2 separate regions of the Homo sapiens genome follow, and region 2 is linked to region 1. Evidence: read pairs that join two places in POLR2A ChIA-PET (ENCODE). Cell type or tissue: K562. All regions are shown on one strand. Links, peaks and the distances in the headings refer to the core of each region. The heading gives the core; the rest is flanking DNA. Region 1 overlaps LUC7L (LUC7 like). Region 2 overlaps NPRL3 (NPR3 like, GATOR1 complex subunit).

Evidence for each region. Peaks named below come from ENCODE experiments on the same cell type or tissue, not always from the same donor. Only the 100,000 strongest peaks of a DNase experiment are listed, where the experiment ranks them.
Region 2: POLR2A ChIA-PET joins it to region 1 with 7 read pairs; 5 of 35 experiments call an interaction of 5 or more read pairs at or near these places.

The regions. Positions count from the first base shown.
Region 1 is chr16:216,435-227,556 of GRCh38, reverse strand. LUC7L (LUC7 like) reads left to right here. Exons shown (of 10, transcript NM_201412.3): 2 at 221-315; 3 at 6,810-6,908. Among named protein-coding and RNA genes, the nearest start is that of LUC7L, 7.5 kb to the left of the region's middle. In K562, for the core only: no CTCF peak of the experiment used is centred there; no DNase peak of the experiment used is centred there.
Region 2 is chr16:101,840-112,011 of GRCh38, reverse strand. It overlaps NPRL3 (NPR3 like, GATOR1 complex subunit), which reads left to right. Exons shown (of 14, transcript NM_001077350.3): 7 at 1,406-1,487. Among named protein-coding and RNA genes, the nearest start is that of MPG, 29 kb to the right of the region's middle. RefSeq lists an enhancer at 1-5,256. In K562, for the core only: a CTCF peak has its summit at 4,796 (motif pointing left); DNase peaks (open chromatin) are centred at 4,771, 6,284 and 6,881.

The DNA of each region.
Region 1 (11,122 bases), core at 1,389-9,388:
CAGATCTCATTAAGTGTGATTCTCCATGATATAACTAGCCTCAAAAAAATGTGTATTCCACTCCAGTTGTAAATATCTTTAGATCAGCTTTTCATTGCATTTGATGGGGAGAACACAGAAATGATAGTCTGCAAATCATCCAGGTGAATTGTTATACTAGTTATTTTTTGGTGGTTAATGTGATAATATTGTCTTATTTAAAACCACAAATGAATTTCAGGAGACGAAACCAGACAGAGGGTCAAGTTTACAGATGACCGTGTCTGCAAGAGTCACCTTCTGGACTGCTGCCCCCATGACATCCTGGCTGGGACGGTAGGTGCATTTTGGGGGACCTCATGGAACACTCTGACATGAGTGCTGTATAGGCAGTGACGGTTTTTCTATGTTGAATTTTGTTTTAACTTAAGTCTCTTTTTCTCTAAGTGGCTTAATTATGGCAGGTGTTCCTCCACTCGTATGTATGTTTGCATGCATGCATGCGATGGAGTGTCACTCTGTGTTGCCCAGGCTGAAGTGCAGTGGTGTGATCACAGCTCACTGCAGCCTTGAACTCCTGGGCTCCAGCAATCCTACCACCTCAGCCTCTTGAGCAGCTGGTACTACAGGCATGAGCCACTGCTCCTTTCTCAATCCTCCACTCTTCAACAGGCAGAAATCCCTGATGCCCTTAAAATGATAGATTCTATTCATTTGGTAGGATTTTATATTATGGAACAAATTTCACTGTTGTAAAATTCTGTCTGTAAAGTTACCAGATTTTTTGTAAAGTCATTTATACTGAGATATTCACAACTAAATAGGGCAAGTATTCTAATTTGGCTGTAGCAAAAAATATGCTTTAGGTCAGCCTGAAGTTCTTTGAAGATTCTGCGTGGGTTTGTTTGACCTCAAGTTGGTTGTGTGGAAAACTTTTGATCTAGCAAGGTACATTTTCTTCCCGCAATTTTTTGGTTTTTAAAAATCAGTTGAGGATACATTGATTTTGTAGTTTTGTGTTGTGCCACCCCTTCAAGAAATCAACATGCTATCTAATGAATATAGAACCCTACAATTTTAAGTTCACTTCAGATGAACAAAACAGATAAACGCTAGCTTTGTATAATGTGCATTTATTCGAAGTAAGAATTTGAAAAGACTGAATAGTGGAAGGTTATCTGTGGTGATTACGCCACTGAGAGAAAAGGAGTCCTGTAGAGACCACCCCCATTTTAAGGTTTCACAGCTACCTCACGGAGGTTAAAAACTATCCTCTCATTTTAAGGATGAAATGTGCATATGTTAAAGGAAGTTTTCTTCATGATGAATCATTGCTTATATTAGGGAGGAGCACCTTCTGGAAAACCGCTCAGATGTATTAAAACTTCTCAAGCTGAGTTTTCTGACAGCAAATGCGAAATGAATGCCAAACCTTGTGCCTCTGTTCCTTGGGGTGTTGTCTGCTGTTTGGCCTGGGATGGGAAAACGTTACTGTTTGATGCAGATTGTTGTGTGTACCGAGGTCAATACAGATTAATGATTTCAACTCGTCAAAGGAAGTTTCACTGTAGGGTATTTTCATAGGATGCACAACTTGGAATTCTTGATAAACCCATAGTGAAGGAAGTCAGAGGGAGCAGATAGATGTGCACTCTCGGGAAGATTTCAACCATGTTTTCCTTGGCCAGACCCTGTGTAGCATAGCTGCAGAATACTGGTGAGAAAAATAATCTGAGTGAGAGTATTTCTTTTCTTTTCTTTTCTTTTCTTTTTTTTTTTGAGACAGAATTTCAGGCTGGGTGCGGTGGCTCACGCCTGTAATCCCAGTACTTTGGGAGGCCGAGGCGGGTGGATCACCTGAGGTTGGGAGTTGGCGACCAGCCTGATCAACATAGATAAACCCTGTCTCTATTAAAATACAAAATTAGCTGGGTGTGGTGGCGCATGCCTGTAATCCCAGCTACTCAGGAGACTGAGGCAGGAGAGTCACTTGAACCCGCGAGGCAGAGGTTGTGGTGAGCCGAGATCGAGCCATTGCACTCCAGCCTGGGCAACAAGAGCAAAACTCTGTCTCAAAAAAAAAAAAAAAAAGAGACGGAGTTTCGCTCTTGTTGCCCAGGCTGGAGTGCAGTGATGTGATCGTGGCTCACCGCAACCTCTGCCTCCCAGGTTCAAGCCATTCTCTTGCCTCAGCCTCCCGAGTAGCTGGGATTACAGGCATGCACCACCTCGCCCGGCTAACTTTTGTATTTTCAGTAGAGACGGGGTTTCACCATGTTGACCAGGCTAGTCTGGAGCTCCTGACCTCGTGATCCACCCACCTTGGCCTCCCAAAGTGCTGAGATTACAGGCATGAGACACTGCGCCCGGCCAGAACTGTGTTTTCTGAAGGTTCCGGAAACTTTGGTGCCCTTCCTGGTCAGTAGTGTTAGACCAGTAGAAGGTACAGAAGAGAACACAGGTTGTGGAGTAAAAAACGCCTGACACACTGGATTTAGCAGCCATGTGGAATATTGTGGAAGGACTTAATGAATGTGATATTTCAGCTCTGCTTGATGTTGGGCATCCAGGGGAATGGCCAGTAGTATTTTTCCCTGCCTCCTTGGCAAAGCTGAAAAGCTACATCCAAAGAGGGTAATCATAGAACCCAAGCCTATCCTCAGTGTGCTTAAGCAGGGACTCTTTTGGGAGCTCTCACATTGAAAAGTAAGTGCTGAATTTTGCTTCATGTGAGGTTTTTTTTTTTCAGACGGAGTCTCACTCTGTTGCCTAGGCTGGAGTGCATGGTGCTATCTCTGCTCACTGCAACCTCTGTCTCCTGGGTTCAAGCAACTCTCCTGCCTCAGCCTCCTGAGTAGCTGGGATTATAGGCGCCCGCCACCACACCTGGCTAATTTTTTTTGTATTTTTAGTAGAGATGGGGTTTCATCATGTTGGCCAGGCTGGTCTCAAACTCCTGACTTCAGGTGATCCACCCACCTCTGCCTCCCAAAGTGCTGGGATTACAGGCATGAGCCACCGCGCCTGGCCTCATGAGGTTTTCTTTTTTTTTTATTTTGAGACTGAGTTTCGCTCTTGTTGCCCAGGCTGGAATGTAATGGCTCCATCTCAGCTCACTGCAAGCTCCGCCTCCCGGGCTCAAGCAATTCTCCTGCCTCAGCCTCCCGAGTAGCTGGGATTACAAACGTGCGCTACCACACCCGGCTAATTTTTGTATTTTTAGTAGAGACGGGGTTTCACCACGTTGGCCAGGCTGGTCACGAACTTCTGACCTAAGGTGATCCGCCCTCCTCGGCCTCCCAAAGTGCTGGGATTATAGGCATGAGCCACCGCGCTCGGCCTCATGAGGTTTTCTAATGTCATATCTTTCTTGACAGTTGAGTTTTTTATAATGGAAATCAATTTGTACTTCATACTTTGTTGTACTTCAGGTTTTAGGGTCTGCTTCCTTTGGTAGTAGCTTTTTCTTTGAACAACAAAGCCTTGATTAGTTTAAAGCATTTTTTCTGATAGCTGCCATTCATTTTTCAGCTACAATGCTTAGTTTGTGGAAACTATATATTTTAAAGGACAACACCCACAACTTAGAAGAGTGAATGAGGCCAGGTGCGGTGGCTCATACCTGTAATCCCAGCACTTCGGGAGGAGGAGGAGGAGGCGGGTGGATCACTTGAGGTCAGGAGTTTGAGACCAGCCTGGCCAACATGATGAAAACCTGTCTCTACTAAAAATACAAAAATATTAGCCGGGCGTGGTGGCGTGCCCCTGTAGTCCCAGCTATTCGGGAGGCTGAGGCAGGAGGATTACTTGAATCTGGGAGGCAGAGGTTGCAGTGAGCTGAGATCGTGCCACTGCACTCCAGCCTGGGCGACAGAGTGAGACTCCGCCTCAAAAAAAAAAAAGAAAAAACAGAGTGAATGAGGTAAAAGTTGTCAGATTTTCAGTGACAGTGATTTTAAGTGCAAATTTGGCTTCTAGAACCACTATTGTCCTATCTCTAAGTCTTCTATGTAACCGACCATAACGTGAGTCCCATCTGACTTCAGAGTAAGAATGATAAAGGAGAAAAGTCAATCTTTCGTCAAAATAAACATCACCATACAAGGCAGACCCGTTGTCTGCCGCCTCCATGTTAGCTTTATTATTGGTGATACTGAAGGATGTTTTGTTAGTGAGTATGCCACGTGCTTTCTTTTTTTATCTATTATTTTATTTTATTTTATTTTTTTGAGACGGAGTCTCGCTCTGTCGCTCAGGCTGGAGTGCAGTGGTGCGATCTTGACTCACTGCAAGCTCTGCCTCTCTGGTTCATGCCATTCTCCTTCCTCAGCCTCCTGAGTAGCTGGGACTACAGGCGCCCAGCTAATTTTTTTTGTATTTTTAGTAGAGAAGGGGTTTCACTGTGTTGGCCAGGATGGTCTTGATCTCCTGACCTCGTGATCCGCCCGCCTCGGCCTCCCAAAGTGCTGGGATTACAGGAGTGAGCCACCGTGCCCAGCCTAGCATGCTACATGCTTTCTATGAGACTGCATCCCAAGAGTCAGACATGCAAGCCTCTCTATTTTTTTCCCCCTCAAGATGGATTAAAGGTTTAAAGCCTTCCTTTCTTTTTTTTTTTTTTTTTTTAAAAGACGGGGTCTCTTTAAAAAGCTGGGCGAGGTGGCTCACGCTCGTAATCCCAGCACTTTGAGAGGCCAAGGTGGGTGGATCACCTGAGGTCAGCAGTTCGAGACCAGCCTGACCAACATGGAGAAACCCCATCTCTACTGAAAATACAAAATTAGCTGGGCGTGGTGGCACATGTCTGTAATTCCAGCTCCTTGGGAGGCTGAGGCAGGAGAATCGCTTGAACCTGGGAGGCGGAGGTTGCGGTGAGCCGAGATTGCACTACAGTCTGGGCAACAAGAGCGAAACTCCATCTCAAAAAAAAAAAAAAATTAAAAAGACAGGGGTCTCTGTTGCTCAGACTGGAGTGCAGTGGCTCAGTCACAGCTCACTTGAAGCCTTGACCTCCTAGGCTCAAGCGATCTCTTCCCCTCAGCCTCCCAAGTGGCTGGGACTACAGGCACATACCACCACACCCAGCTAATTGTTAATTTTTTCATAGAGACAGGGTCTTGCTATGTTGCCCAGGCTGGTCTCAAACTCCTGGGCTCAAGTGATCCTCCCATCTTGCCCTCCCAAAGGTGTTGGGATTACAGACATGTGCCACTGCAACTGGTACTAACGTCTTTTTTTTTTTTTTTTTCTGGTTATGTAGACATGTTCTTTTGTCCTACTGGGGGTGTCTCCTAGTTGGGATGTTGGGTTTTGTTAACATGCACTCTATAACTTGACACGATGATCCTCAGCACACAAACCTCCCTGTTGCTGTGTAGATGGCGAGAGGCAGAAGGTGTCTGCATAGAGTCCTATACTTAGGATTTAGATTAAAATCATACACTGTTTTCTAATTGTACTGCATATGGTACACATAATAGCACATCATGCTGTTCTTACTGACAACATAAATCATTTTGTTTTAGTAATGGAACGTTTTGCTTGTCAAATGGAGGAACTGAGTGGGACAATTATCTGTCCTCACTTAGATGTCCAGGGTCATTTCCCAGGCTAAGAAAATGTGTAGAGCATGTATTTGGCTACGAACCAGCCTGTTCTCCTTTATTCCCTTTGATACACAATCAGCTACACAAAGCCAAGTGTTAGGTTGTGATGTAATTGCCAAAATCTAACTTCTGTCCGCTCTTTCCTCTTCCTCTGTCTCTGCATCTTAAGCATCGAGCATCTCAAGTAGTCAAGATTGCAAGACAATGCCTAGAAATTTGTTGCAGTGAGACTGTTTTCTGGCCCTTTCCTTTTTTTTTTCCCCTTTTCTGAGACAGAGTCTCACTTTATCACCCAGGCTGGAGTGCAGTGGCACAGTCTTGGCTCACTGCAAACTCCACCTCCTGGGTTCAAGCGATTCTTGTGTCTCAGCTCCCCAGGTAGCTGGGATTACAGGTGCCCTGCCACCACACCTGGCTAATTTTTGTAGTTTTAGTGGAGACTGGGTTTTATCATGTTGGGCAGGCTGGCCTTGAACTCCTGACCTCAAGTGATCCGCCTGCCTCACCCTCCCAAAGTGCTGGGATTACAGGCGTGAGCCACCACGCCCAGCCCTGGCCGTTTCCTATCCCTGCCACCCCACATGCTGCCATTTACTGAATCCTTGGACTGATGCATAAATAAAACTGGGCCAGGCACCGTGGCTCACACCTGTAATGCCAGCTCTTTGGGAGGCCAAGGTGGGTGTATCACTTGAGGTCAGAGGTTCAAGACCAGCCTGGCCAACGTGGCGAAACCCTGTCCCTACTGAAAATACAAAAAAAAAAAAAAAAAAAAAAAAAAAAAATTAGCTGGGTGTGGTATCACGTGCCTGTAATCCCAGCTACTTGGGAGAATGAGGCAGGAGAATTGCCTGAACCCCGGAGGCAGAGGTTACAGTAAGCTGAGGTCGCGCCACTGTACTCCAGCCTGGGTGACAGGTGAGACTCCTTAAAAACTGGCAAAAGCCAATTAATGTAGTTGTGATGATTACAGTCCAATTATCTCTGGGTCTAAAATAGAAACTTTACACTATTAAATGCATCAGTTTCAAGTATCACGTAGTCACGATGGTAAAAGTGAAATGAGGCTTCTCAGCCATATCTCCTTTCTTAATTTTCTTATTGCAGTGTCAGTGTTCCAAAAGTGATCATTTCTGTTGGTGACAGTTGAAACACCAAGTCGCGTTGTGTGCTTTCTACAGTAGGTAGGCACTGAGGTCTGCATTTTCTGTTTCTTTCCCACAGCGCATGGATTTAGGAGAATGTACCAAAATCCACGACTTGGCCCTCCGAGCAGATTATGAGATTGCAAGTAAAGAAAGAGACCTGTTTTTTGAATTAGATGTAAGTTTTATTTAATGTTGATTTATTCCTACTGCGAAGAACCCAATATTGAACTAACAAGAAAAATGTAACATACGTAAGTTATGAAGCAAAATAATAAGGTAGTTGCTTGTTATCCTGCCACTCAAGCTCAGAGCTAGAATACAGCCAGTACTGTTTATATGTTGTGTCCAGCGTCCTGTCAGTGTCCTAAATGATAATATGTGTTATCTCATTTTGTTGCTTTTAAAAATTTTAATTACATTTTTATGAGTCCTTGAACAGTGTTTATTTTTGCTTAGTTTTGAATGGTTTCATAGTGTAGAGTCTTTAAAATTAGATTTTTTTGGTTCAGTATCATGTTTCTGTTTGCCCAGGTTGTTGCATATAGTTTTCATTGCTGCTTGAATAATTCTCAAACGATCTTTGCTTTATTCATAGACATTTAGATTGATTCTAGTTTTGCTACTGCAGACAATATGAATATTTTTGCATAACTTCCTTGTCACGTGGATAAGGATTTATTTTGGGTATATTCCTAGGAGAGGGATTGCTGGTTTATAGGAGATACCCGTATTTATCCTCGCAAGACAATTTTGTAATGTTGTCTTCTTGTTTCTATTTGGTAAAGTCCCATAGCAGTGTCTGCACGCTCACCAACACTTTGTATTATCAGACTGTTTAATTTTTGCAGTTTAGTGGTTGTAAAATGGCATTTCTTTCTGATCTCAATTTGCATTTTTTTAGTACTCAGTAGTTGTGTTATTTTATCTACATTAGTAAATTCTTTTTTTTTTTTTGAGACGGAGTTTCACTCTTGTTGCTCAGGCTGGAGAGCAGTAGTGCGATCTTGGCTCACTGCAACCTACTCCTCCCAGGTTCAAGCAATTCTGCCTCAGCCTCCTGAGGAGCTGGGAATACAGGCATGAGCCGCCATGCCCGGCTGATTTTGTATTTTTAGTAGAGATGGTGTTTCTCCATGTTGATCAGGCTGGTCTCGAACTCTCAACGTCAGGTGATCCGCCCGCCTCAGCCTCCCAAAGTGCTGGGATTACAGGTTGAGCCACCGTGCCTAGCTTCTTTTTCTTTTTGATACAGAGTTTCACTCTGTTGCCCAGGCTGGAGTGCAGCAGCATGATTATAGCTGACTGTAAGTGAATTGCTGGGCTCAGGTGATCCTTCTTCCACAGTCTCCTAAATAGCTAGTACTACAGATGCACACGACCATGTCTGGCTAATTATTTATTTAATTTATTTTAATTTTTATTTATTTATTTATTTTGAGACAGAGTCTTGCTCTGTCACCAGGCTAGAGTGCAGTGGCACCATCTTGGCTCATTGCAACCTCCGACTCCCTGGTTCAAGTGATTCTCCTGCCTTAGCCTCCCAAGTAGCTGGGATGACAGGCATGCGCCACCATGCCCAGCTCATTTTTGTATTTTTGGTAGAGATGGGGTTTTACCATGTTGGCCAGGCTGGTCTCGATCTCCTGACCTTGTGATCCGCCTGCCTCGGCCTCCCAAAGTGCTGGGATTACAGCTGTGAGCCACCGCGCCTGTCCTATTTATTTTTGAGACAGGTTCTTGTTCTGTCACCCAGGCTGGAGGGCAGTGGCGTGATGATGGCTTGCTGTAACCTTGACCTCTTCGGCTCAGTGATAGCCCTGCCTCGGATTCCTGAGTAGCTGCGGGTATAGGTGTGTGCCACCACACCCGGCCTTTTTTTTTTTTTTTTTTTTTTTTTTTGAGACAGGGTTTTACTATGTTGCCCAGGCTGGTCTCAAACTTCTGCCCTCAAGTGATCCTGCCACCTTGGCCTCTCACTGGTATTGGGATTTCAGGTGTGAGCCACTATGCCTGGCCAGTAAATTCATTTAGAGTAGCATTTTTCAGCTTTTTTTCGTTGTTGCCCCCAGTGGAGCCTTTTAAGATTCTTTTTTCTGTTTTTTTGAGACAGAGTCTCCCTCTGTTGCCCAAGCTGGAATGCAGTGGCGCAATCTTGGCTCATTGCAACCTCCGCCTCCTGGGTTTAAGCAATTCTCCTGCCTCAGCCTCCCAAGTAGCTGAGATTAGAAGTGCCCGCCACCACACCCAGCTGATTTTTGTATTTTTAGTAGAGATGTGGTTTCGCCATGTTGGCCAGGCTCATCTTGAACTCTTGACCTCAGGTGATCCACCCACCTCACTCTCCCAAAGTGCTGGGTTTACAGGTGTGATTACACTGTGCCTGGTAAGAATACATGATTTAAACTCACTCAATTTTAATTGTTTTTTAATCCCTAATCACCCATCGCTAGTATGACCAGAGGTTAGTAGAGGGGTTTGATGCCATTCTGGTTCTTGAGTGAAGACCGGGAAGGCACTGAGCATGGGATGAGGGAGCCAGTGAAAAATATAAAACCCAAGGGAAAGGGTCCCTCCGCTTGCATTACAAGATGTCAATACGTTTTACAGTAAATTCTTCCTTTTTTTTTTTTGAGACGGAGTGTCACTGTTGTTGCCTCGGCTGGAGTGCCGTGGCATGATCTTAGCTCACTGTAACCTCCACCTCCTGGGTTCAAGCGATTCTCCTACCTCAGCCTCCTGAGTAGCTGGGATTACAGGTGCCTGCCACCATGCCTGGCTAATTTTTTTTTTTTTTTTTGGAGATATAGTTTTGCTCTTGTCGCCCAGGCTGTAGTACAGTGGCATGATCTCGGCTCACTGCAACCTCCTTCTCTTCTCATGCCTCAGCCTCCCAAGTAGCTGTGATTACAGGCACCCGCCACCACGCCCAGCTAATTTTTATATTTTTAGTAGAGATGAGGTTTCACCATTTTGGTCAGGCTGGTCTCAAACTCCTGACCTCAGGTGATCCACCTGCCTTGGCCTCCCAAAGTGTTGTGATTATAGGCGTGAGCCACTGCACCTGGCCTCAAGTAAATTCTGTTTATTTATTTAAAAAAAAAATTTTTTTTTTTTTTGAAACAGAGTCTCACTCTTGTTGCCCAGGCTGTAGTGCAGTGGTGTGATCTCGGCCCACTGCAACCTCTGCCTCCTGGTTTCAAGCGATTTTCCTGCCTCAGCCTCCTGAGTAGCTGGGATTACAGGTGCACATCGCTACGCCTGGCTGATTTTTGTATTTTTAGTAGAGACGGGGTTTTGTCATGTTGGCCAGGCTGGTCTTAAACTCCTGACCGCAGGTGATCCACCCGCCTTAGCCTCCCAGAGTGTTGAGATTACAGGCGTGAGCCACTGCGCCCAGCCTATTTAAAAAATTTGTTGTGGCTACATAATAGGTGTATATATTTGGGGGGTACCTGAGATGTTTCATTTGACACAGGAATGCAATTCTCAATAAAGAATAAATTCCTGGACCGTGTGCAGTGGCTTACAGCTGTAATTCCAGCAATTTGGGAGGCTGAGGTGGGTGGATCACCTGAGGTCGGGAGTTGAAGACTAGCCTGGCCAACATGGTGAAACGCTGCCTCTTCTAAAAATACAAAAATTAGCTGGGCATGGTGGTGCTGTCCTCTAATCCCAACTACTCGGGAGACTGAGGCAGGAGAATGGCTTGAACCCAGTTGGTGAAGGTTGCAGTGTGCTGAGATCACACCATTGCACTTTATTCTACTTGGGTGACAGAGCGAAACTCTGTCTCAAAAAAAAAAATTCTATTTAAAATAGTGGCCTTGGCCAGGCATGTGGTGGCTCACGCCTGTAATCTCAACACTTTGGGAGGCTGAGGCAGGAGGATTGCTTGAGCCCGGGAGTTCAAGACCAGCCTGGGCAACATGGGGAAACCCCGTCTCTACAAAAAAATGCCAGAGTTAGCCAGGCGTGGTGGCATGTGCCTTGAGAGAATGGGTTAGAGAGCTAGAACAGGTCAGAGACCTTTTTGTCCTATGTGAAAATGTACAATATACAAGAGTTACTCCCTGAAAACTACCCGCATCTCCCACTCCCTAAAAGTCATTTTTGACCTTACAGGGGGCTCATATTAAAATAATTAGGTCAGGCGAGGTGGCTTATGCCTGTAATCTCAGCACTTCGGGAGGCCGAGGCGGGCAGATCACGAGTTCAGGAGTTCAACACCAGCCTGGCCAAATAGTACAACACCGTGTCTACCGAAAATACAAAAATCAGCCGGTCATGGTGGTGGGCACCTGTAGTCCCAGCTACTTGGGAGGCTGAGGCAGGAGAATCACTGGAACCCAGGAGGCGGAGGTTTCAATGAGCCGACATTGTGCCACTGCA
Region 2 (10,172 bases), core at 2,161-10,160, 120 kb after region 1:
AAATAATTTTTGCAGACAGAACATTGAGTGTTTTTTGGCCTACTGTAAAGATTTCAAAACATAAAGAGACACCTGTAACAAACTCTCCATCTCCATTTTCTTTGGCCAGCACCTCTATAACAAAAGAGAGAATTAGGAACAAAACTAAAGTCAGACCTAGTTGTTGTAGCAATAAGTAAAATTAGTTATTGACATGAATGAACAATAATAAAGAACAGCCTCTCTGACTCAGGTGCATTTTCAGTACAAATTTACCTGTGGCTGGCTGCGGTGGCTCATGCCTGTAATCCCAGCACTTAGGGAGGCTGAGGCAGGTAGATTGCTTGAGCTCGGGAATTCAGGATCAGTGTGGGCAACATGGTGAAATCCTGCCTCTACCGAAAAAAACCCAAAAATTAGCCGGGCATGGTCATATGTGCCCGTAGTTCCAGCTACTCGGGATGCTGAGGTGGGAGAATCACCTGAGCCTTGGGAGGTGGAGGTTGGGGTGAGCTGAGATTGCACCACTGCACTCCAGCAAGGGTGACAGAGTGAGACCCTGTCTCAAAAAAAAAATAAATAAATAAAAATAAAATAAATTTTGACAGGTAATTGTCAAATATATAAAGTTTTTCTTTTGTTTTTTCCTCTGTCACCCAGGCTGGAGTGCAGTGGTGTGATCTCTGCTCACTGCAAGCTCCATCTCCTGGGTTCACGCCATTCTTCTGCCTCAGCCTCCCGAGTAGCTGGGACTACAGGCGCCCGCCACCACGCCCGGCTAATTTTTTGTATTTTTAGTAGGGACGGGGTTTTCACCGTGTTAGCCAGGATGGTCTTGATCTCCTGACCTTGTGATCCGCCTGCCTCGGCCTCCCAAAGTGCTGGGATTACAGGTGTGAGCCACCGCGCCCGGTTACCTGTCAAAATTTATAATATGTTTCTGTTTTGGCCAATTATATACTAATTATAATTGTGATAATAACAATCCAAAAGTTTTGTTTTTTTAAACGTTATCTTTTTAGAGTCTGTGACTTTATCACAGGAAGTAAAAAGAAATTTTATTTTAAGTCTATGTATATATTTTTAGAAATTTATGAAAAAGGATGAATAAAAGACTTTTTGGCTGGATGTGGTAGCTCACACCTGTAATCCCAGACAAAAAATTTTAAAATTAGCAGGTCTAGGCCAGGCGTGGTGGCTCATGCTTATAATCCCAGCAGTTTGGGAGGCCAAGGTGGATGGATCACTTGAGGACAGGAGTTCGAGACCAGCCTGGCCAACATGGTGAATACCTGTCTCTACCAAAAATACAAAAAAATTAGCCAGACATGGTGGCGGGCGCCTGTAATCCCAGCTACTTGGAAGGCTGAGGCAGGAGAATCGCTTGAACCCGGGAGCTGTAAATCTTGTGTTGTGATTCTTGTAGGAAATGAAGGTCCTCAGTCCCCATTCCATCACATCCTGCCCAAGTGCAAGCTGGCCAGGGACCTCAAGGAAGCTTATGACAGGTAAGACAGGTGGGTGTGCTTATTAACCTCCTTCTTATGGGCCAGCCTGCCTGGGCCTGAGGAGCAGCGTCAACAGGTAGGGCTCCCCGGTACTGACCACTGTTCTCCTGGGGTGTGAGCATCAGGGTTCCCTGAGGTTAGGGCCGGAGAGGACTGGGAAGGGATGGTCATGTGGCTGCTCTTGAAAGAAGTGACCTTGGTGGCCGTTTTTTTTTGTTTATTTTTTATTTCTATTTCTATTTATTTCTTTTTTTTGAGATGGAGTTTTGCTTTTGTTGCCCAGGCTAGAGTGCAGCGGCACGATCTCGGCTCACAGCAACCTCTGCCTCCTGGGTTTAAGAGATTCTCCTGCCTCAGCCTCCCGAGTAGCTGGGATTACAGGCATGCGCCACCACACCCGGCTAGTTGTGTATTTTTAGTAGAGACGGGGTTTCTGCATGTTGGTCAGGGTGGTCTCCCGACTTCAGGTGATCCACCCGCCTCGGCCTCCCAAAGTGTTGGGATTACTGGCGTGAGCACCGCGCCCGGCCAGTGGCTGTTTTTTAAATGGTTTGCTGAGTAGGGTGCACTCTGCTGGAACTTACATCACAAAAGACAAATCACTCTCCTATGTTTAAGGACTTATATTTCCCAATAGAAGAATGAACAAGGGATCTGAGCAGTGAGCTCACAGAAAAGACAGGTGGTTCAAACATGTGAAGAGATGCATCAGTGCATCACAATAAAGCTACACAGAGATCCCATTCCCCACCTGTTATACTGGTTAAGATCCACAATTTCACGAGACTCGATGTTGGCAAAGCTCGGGGGAAGAGGCATCTCGTGTGTTGCTGGTGGGACAGAGGTACAAACCCCTGAGTACCTTTGCTTTTTTAAACCCCTTTGCTGAGTAGCATGCACTCTGCTGGAACCACCACCTCCAGACTCCTCTTAAAACAGAAAACGAGCCCGAAGTTATACATGAGAGTCCGAAAGTGTTTTTAAATCAAACAGATGCAAAATGCCATTTTACTGAGCATGACGCAACACCAAGTGCTGGGCCACCTTCACTAGGTGGGTGTCACTGACTCCAGTCACTCAAGAGGAAATTGAGGCTCAGTGGGTGAGGCTGGGGCCAGCTGTCTCCTCTCAGTCTGAGAGAGTTGGGGTTTGCGACACTGACTGTGTGAGGGCAGCAAGCCTTGAGGATACCATGAAAACCTCACAGTTGTTCTGATTGTATTGGCTGAGCATCACCTTTATTAAATGTGGACAAGCAGGCCGGGCGTGGTGACTCACGCCTGTAATCCCAGCACTTTGGGAGGCTGAGGGGCGGATTTCTTGAGGTCAGAAGTGCAAGATCAGCCTGAACAACAATGTGAGATCGCATTTCTACAAAAAATTTTTAAAAAATATCTGAGTGTGGTGGCACAAGTGTAGTCTCAGCTACTCAGGAGGCTGAGGTGGGAGGGTCACTTAAGCCTAGGAAATCAAGATTATGGTGAGCCATGGTTGTACCATTGTACTCTGGCCCCAGCAACAGAGCCAGACCGCGTATCAAAAATGAAAAAAAAAAGGCCGGGCGCGGTGGCTCACACCTGTGATCCCAACACTTTGCCAGGCTGAGGCGGGTGGAGCACGAGGTCAGGAGTTCGAGACCAGCCTGGCTAACATGGTGAAACCCGCTGTCTACTAAAAATACAAAAAATTAGCCGGGCGTGGTGGTGCATGCCTGTAGTCCCAGCTACTCAGGAGGCTGAGGCAGAAGAATCACTTAAATCTAGGAGGCAGAGGTTGCAGTGAGCTGAGATGGCGCCACTGCACTCCAGCCTGGGTGACAGAACTAGATGTCATCTCAAAAATAATAATAAAAATTAAAAAACAAAAGTAAAATAAAAAATAAATAAAATTTAAAAAATACTTTTTAATTCTTTTTTTGGCTGCCTAGTGAGCCGCAACTGCCCCCACCATTGAGTTTGTTCCAGCCTTCCAGTGCTAACCATTTACCTGTGTTATTTTGTATGTGCGCCTCTGTATCTATAAGATAAATTCCTAAAGGCATTACTAATAGGGAAAATGGCATTTGTAATGTTGTGTTTCCTTCTCAGGGGTTTGTACCTCTGTCCCACCAGCAACACACGAGATGCCTCTTCCCCCGAGCTTTGCCAACATCGAGTCTCGTGAAATTGTGGATCTTAACCAGTATAACAAGTGGGGAATGGGATCTCTGTGTAGCTTTATTGTGATGCACTGATGCATCTCTTCACATGTTTGAACCACCTGTCTTTTCTGTGAGCTCGCTGCTCAGATCCCTTGTTCATTCTTCTATCGGGAGATATAAGTCCTTAAACATGGGAGAGTGATTTGTCTTTTGTGATATAAGTTGCAACTAGCATTTGTTTGTCTCTTGGTGACCCTGGGGACTGAGCCTCCCCAGGTGTGAGAGAACATCAGCCCTTGCCAGGTGATTGCTTTGTTTTCTGGCCCCTTCTGTGTTGCAGAATGGGACCTTTGTGGTCATGTAGTCTGACCCTGTCTTTGATTCATTGTTATCACACTAATGTTTTCTCTGTGTTGAGAGAATTACTACCCTCTGGCTTTGAATTGCCTGGTATCCAGTCTCTTCCTTGGACATTGTTCCCTTATTCTGAGTGTATGCCTCAACTCGGATTAGATTACAAACAAAAATCAGGCTAACTTGGAATTAAAATAAAAACCAAGCTGGTGCGGTGGTGTGCTCCTGTAGTCCCATCTCACAGGCGAGGCCAAGGTTGGGGGATCACTTGAGCCCAGGAGTTCGAGCTTGTAGTGCTCTATGCTGGTGTCTGAGTAGCCACTGTACTCCAGCCCCAGCAACATGGTGAGACCCTGTCTCTTAAAAATTTGTTTAAATAAAAACCAAACCATTGACTTTATATTTCTTTTTCTTCTTCTTTTTTTTTTTTTTTTTTGAGATGGAATATCCTTCTGTTGCCCAGGCTGGAGTGCATTCTTCTGCCTCAGCCTCCCGAGTAGCTGGGACTACAGGTGCACATCACCATGCCTGGCTAATTTTTGTATTTTTAGTAGAGATGGGGTTTCACCATATTGGCCAGGCTGGTCTCGAACTCCTGACCTTGTAGATCCGCCCGGCTCGGCCTCCCAAAATGCTGGGATGACAGGCGTGAGCACCGTGCCCGGCTCGTTGACTTTATATTTCTAAAGGAAGAATGGACTATGATTTCTTAGGTTTGAATCGTGCTGGAAAGTTGAAAGGAGACAAAACCTTGGACTGCCTGTTGTGTGATCTGCAGGCTGCGGAGGAGCTCAGAACTTGAGGCAACCCAGCGCCACCTAGTGGATATTAAAGGAGGACAGGAATCTGAGTTTTGCTGAAAAAGGCTCCTAAGCTGTTGTTCAGCATGTAGCATTCTTTCCTGACCTACGCATTCTGTTTGTTAGTGCCCAGGATCACATTTCCTCCATCCAAACTCCCACCCTAACAGTCTTGGGTCCTGGAGCTTGCCCCAGGGATGCTGGCAGCTATGTTTCTCTGGCAGGAGTCCAGGCAGTAGTACCCTCCCTGTACCCATCCTTGTCTGGCACTGGCATGGCTCTGCAGCCACCCAGGAGCCCCTCTGGGCTGTGGCCTCTCGTCTGTCCTCATCCCATCAGGTCCATGGTTGGCCTCAAGGGTCTGGTCTGCTGCTGCTCACTCTTCTGCACTGAGAGGAGGAGACTGAGTTTCCATTACTGATCAGGTGACCTAGGACAGAGCGCCTTTCTCCTGATGGTGACTGACTGCCAGATCTGGGGGAATCTCAGAACAGAACTGAAAGACCAGAAGCTGTGAGATTAATGAGGTTGGAGATTGGGGTGGGATTTTTCAAAGGAATTGTTCCTGGTTCTTTTTTTTTTTTTTTTTTTTTTTTTTTTTAATTTAAGGCAGGGTCTCACTCTATTGCCAGGCTGGAGCGCAATCTTGGCTCACTGCAACATCTGTCTCCCAGGCTCAGGTGATCCTTCCATCTCGGCCTCCCGAGTAGCTGGGACTATAGGCACCCGCCCCCACGCCTGAATAGTTTTTGTATTTTTTTGTGGAAATGGGATTTTGCCATGTTACCCTGGCTGATCTTGAATTCCTGGACTCAAGCAATCTACCCACCTTAGCCTCCCAAAGTGCTGGGATTATAGGCGTGAGCCACCATGCCCTGCCCCCAGTTGCTATTTTATTTATTTATTTATTTATTTGTTTGTTTGAGACGGAGTCTTGCTTCGTCACCCAGGCTGGAGTGCAATGGCACAATCTCAGTTCACTGCAACCTCCGTCTCCCGGGCTTAAGTGATTCTCCTGCCTCAGCCTCCTGAGCAGCTGGGATTACGGCGCCTGCCACCAGGCCTGGCTAATTTTTGTATTTTTAGTAGAGATGGAGTTTCACCATGTTGGCCAGCCTGGTCTTGAACTCCTGACCTCGTGATCTGCCAACCTCGACCTCCCAAAGTGCTAGGACTACAGGCGTGAGCCACCACGTCCGGTCCCCAGTTGCTATTTTAATTAAAGCTAGGGTTATGGTGTGGCTGAATAGCCTGGTGGCCCTGTCCTGCAGGACCTAACATCTGTGAATATAGGCTGGGAATGTGAATCGCTCAGGAGGCCACCCCAACACTTGTGCCATACCTAGCACTTGTGTCTCCCTGTGGATCCCAGTGGCCCTCAGTGACAGCATGTCACTCATTCATATGACCATTGAATTGTGTCTCCCAGGAGGGCAGGGATGTCTCTTCACTTTCTGCAACACAGCCCCTACACTCAGCCTGTGGAGGAGCACAGCTCATCCGCTAGGGGTCGACGGAATGTGTGGGTGGGAATAACAGCAGTGTAGATTCCATGGAGTGTGAAGAAGTGATTTGCTGAATGGTTCTCCGAGTTAACAGGACCTGTGGTGGGGAGTGATGTCCAGGGTCTGGCTGGGTAGGTGGTACTTGGTGCGGAGCCTTGCACTGCAAACTGTCGAGAGCAGGGTTGGTCCCATGGACCCTCTGTGAATATCCTGAGTTGTAGTACCCATTTCCATAAAAATGCACCTATATATAAACTTTCGTTTGAAATTTCAAGGTAGGCTGTTTGGAACCCACATAGATCTTTTGGGTTATGCAGCATCCCACTACTTATGGTAGGAAGCCAGGCCCATCCGTGGGACCAGAGGATGCAGAGGTTTGCAGGATAGCTTCACAGGTCCTGTCTAGTTCTAAGGTTAGGAATGGATGCTTTCTCAGATGCTAAAAGCTGAGGGGACTAGACTAAGCTTGTGCACATTTCTGTCTTGGAGATGAACGGCGAGAGTGTGTTTGAAGCCAGCCATTCCCTTTTGCATAGTCATTGTCAGGATGCAGGGCTTTGGCTGGGGCACCTATCTCCTGTCACAGACTGGGCTGGGCCCTCTTGGCTGGCCCAGAGCTGTGTGAGGGGCTGGATAAGTCTTGAGGAGGACAGTGTTTTCCTCCAGAGTGTTTTCAGACCAAACCATTAAACACCTTGCAAATAGAAGTGCAAGCTCGGCAGGAAACCTTTCAGGGCCCAAACCCTGCTTGTGCTAAGGGCTCTTGTCTTAAAGCTGCAGACTTAAAAACAGTGACAAACCTTTCTCTTTCCCCTTGTTAACAGACCTCAGTGCAGCTCCTGGCTTACCCTCTTACTGTGGGGGATTTACAGGCTGGAGGTTGGGCCGGCACCTTTCCAGAGCAGTCATCCCTCTGACATGTTCAGGGAATTTGCCCAGGTCTGCCATGGCCTTTGGGGCACTCCTGGTGGCAGCACTTGTCACCGCTCTAGGGAGCTGGGTTAGTTCATAAAGAAGCACCAGCCTCAGTGCAGAGTGCTCTGAGGGAGAAAGCAGCAGGTGGGTGAGCTGATGCTTGGGAAAATGGAGTAAAGTCCACGTGGAAGTTAGAGGAACCAACATGGCGTGTCTCTGCCAGAGGAGAGGGCCCCATGCCAGTGTACAAACCAGACCACATGACTGCGGCTCCAAGGACAGCTGACACGGTGAGGGCAGCAGAGATGACCAAGCTGGGAAGTCACTAGAAGAACCTTCATGTGACCCTCCTGCCCTCATTTCTCCATACCCATAGCTGGAACTTGTTCCTGGCTTTCCATGAGGTGTGTTCCAAGCCCCTGTTCCTTTCCCTATAACTCTCTCCAGTTTCTAATGCTCCATACAATTTGATTACAATTAGGTGTCTTTTTTTTTAAACGTTAATTTCAATTTTTTTTGAGACAGGGTCTTGCTCTGTCACCCAGGCTGGAGTGCAATGGCGCGATCTCGGCTCACTGCAACCTCCGCCTCCTGGGTTCAAGTGATTCTCCTGCCTCAGCCTACCAAGTAGCTGGGATTACAGGCACCTGCCACCACACCTGGCTAATTTTTTTTTTTTTTTTTGAGATGGAGTTTCACTTTTGTTGCCCAGGCTGGAGTGCAATGGCACGATCTCAGCTCAGTGCAACCTCCGCCTCCGCCTCTACCTCCCAGGTTCAAGTGATTTTCCTGCCTCAGCCTTCCAAGTAGCTGGGATTACAGGCATGCACCACCACGCCCAGCTAATTTTGTACTTTTAATAGAGACGGGGTTTCTCCCTGTTGGTCAGTCTGGTCTCAAACTTCTGACCTCAGGTGATCTGCCCATCTCAGCCTCCCAAAGTGCTGGGATTACAGGTGTGAGCCACGGCACCCGGCCTAATATTTGTATTTTTAGTAGAGACAGGGTTTCACCATGTTGGCCAGGCTGGTCTCGAACTCCTGACCTCAAGTGATCGGCCTGCCTCGGCCTCCCAGGTTTTGGGATTACAGGCGTGAGCCGCCACGCCCGGCCAATTATGTGTCTGTCTAGATGCCGCTGAGTGAAGCCCCCAGCGTGCAGAGCAGCCAAGTTATTTTCTTCCCTGCTGCACTCCAAGTACCTAAACTGGTGCTGGGAGCCACAGCACATGTCATAAGGCCTCACTGTGCTCCTAGATGGAGCAAAGACAGCTACATTTGAAACAATAGGAGCCTCCGTATTCTGATTCTGTGGTGTCCCAACAGCCACTTTGAGCTGCATCCTAAATAGGACAGAAACAGAAAGGCCTTGGGTGGGTGCGGTGGCTCACGCCTGTAATCCTAGCACTTTGAAAAGCCAAGGTGGGAGGATCGCTTGAGCCCAGGAGTTTGAGACCAGCCTAGGCAACATAGACCCTGTCTCTACAAAAAAAAAAAAAAAAAAAAAAAAAAAAATCACCCCAGGCGTGATGTTGCACGTCTGTAGTCCCAGTTACTTGGGAGGTTGTCTTGAGCCTGGGAGATCAAGGCTGCAGTGAGCGGAGATGGCGCCACTGCACTCCAGCCTGAGCAACAGTGAGACCTTGTCTCAGAAAAAAGAAAAAAAAAATAGACCTTTTATTTCCAGTGGCCCTCCTTTCTGACCCAGATGGTGACAGCACAGTGCATGGGGCCACCTCTCGCTTGCCCTTTCTTCCCTGTCGCATACGGATGCCAAGATCCTAACTATTGCTTACTCAAGTTGAGTAACCTGGATCCCCTGGACAAATCTCTCCTGGTGTGATCTTTAATTCCTTAGCGGCTGGGACATTTCTCAGGGTTTGATACGAGTTTTTCACCCTGCAAAGACCCTGACCAAAGAGAGGTAAGGTTCTGGGAGCCTCTGTCTGCCCCGACATACTTGGTTAGCATGCAGTTCTGGAAGAAGCTGAGACTGCTGCCCTCCTCTGGGACCTTGGGGCCATGGTGTTCTCTGAGCACCCCGTATTGACGTGTCCTAAGAGACGTCCGAGGGGCCGTTTGTACCTTCTGGCCTGGGGCAGCCAGAAGTCTGGCCAAGTCTCCCGGACTTAGCCGGATGTGGGTGTGTTGGCCTGTCCCGCCAACTGGGAGCTGAGAATAGCAGAATAGGGTCAGGGGGTGATGGGAAAAGCACTAGTTGGCTGCTCTCCTGGGCAGTGGGGCAGTGAACAGAGGAAACATGATGCGGGGAGGTGCTGTAGAAATGGGCAGTTTGGAGAAGAACTTGTGTGTGTTTTGCTCCTATTTTAGAACTGGTGTCATTGTGAGGCTTCACAGGCTGCGTTCCCTGTGCAGGACACAAGGAAGGTGCCGGCCACTTTGAGTAGCCAGGCCTTGACAAGAGTAGGTGGAGATCCCCCCTGTTGCCTGGAGCCTCCGGGGATGCGGTGAAGGCCAGCTGCAGACAGCTTTGCTTGAGCAGTTGCATCTCCTCTGTGTCATAGAACAAGTGCTGTTGGCTCTTACTTAAGGCAAGGGCGCTTTGTGGTGAGCGGTGGAGTTGGGTGGCGCCCTGGCTTCTCCATCAGGGAGTTTTAGAAGCTCCTGGTGAAAACAACTCCTTCCTTGTTTTGTGTGGTTCCCCGAGGGGATGACGTGGGCTGCATCCCCACTGTGGAGCCTGTTCTTGGGGCAGGGCTTCCTAGGAAAGACAGTGCATGCAGGGAGGGCGGTGTGTTCCTTGGCTTCATTCAGGAAATGCAGCTCCGTGCCTATGTGCCTGACACGTTTTACAATGTGTAGAGAGCAGAGAATGAAACCCACAAGCCCCCCTCCTCAGGAGTGAGTTCTGGTTGGGGAGACAGCATTAGGCAGCGGGTCAGGGGTTGGAGTGTCAATGGGGCTGGGGTCAGGGGTGCTTCACTGAGAATGTGACACTTGAGTGGAGACCG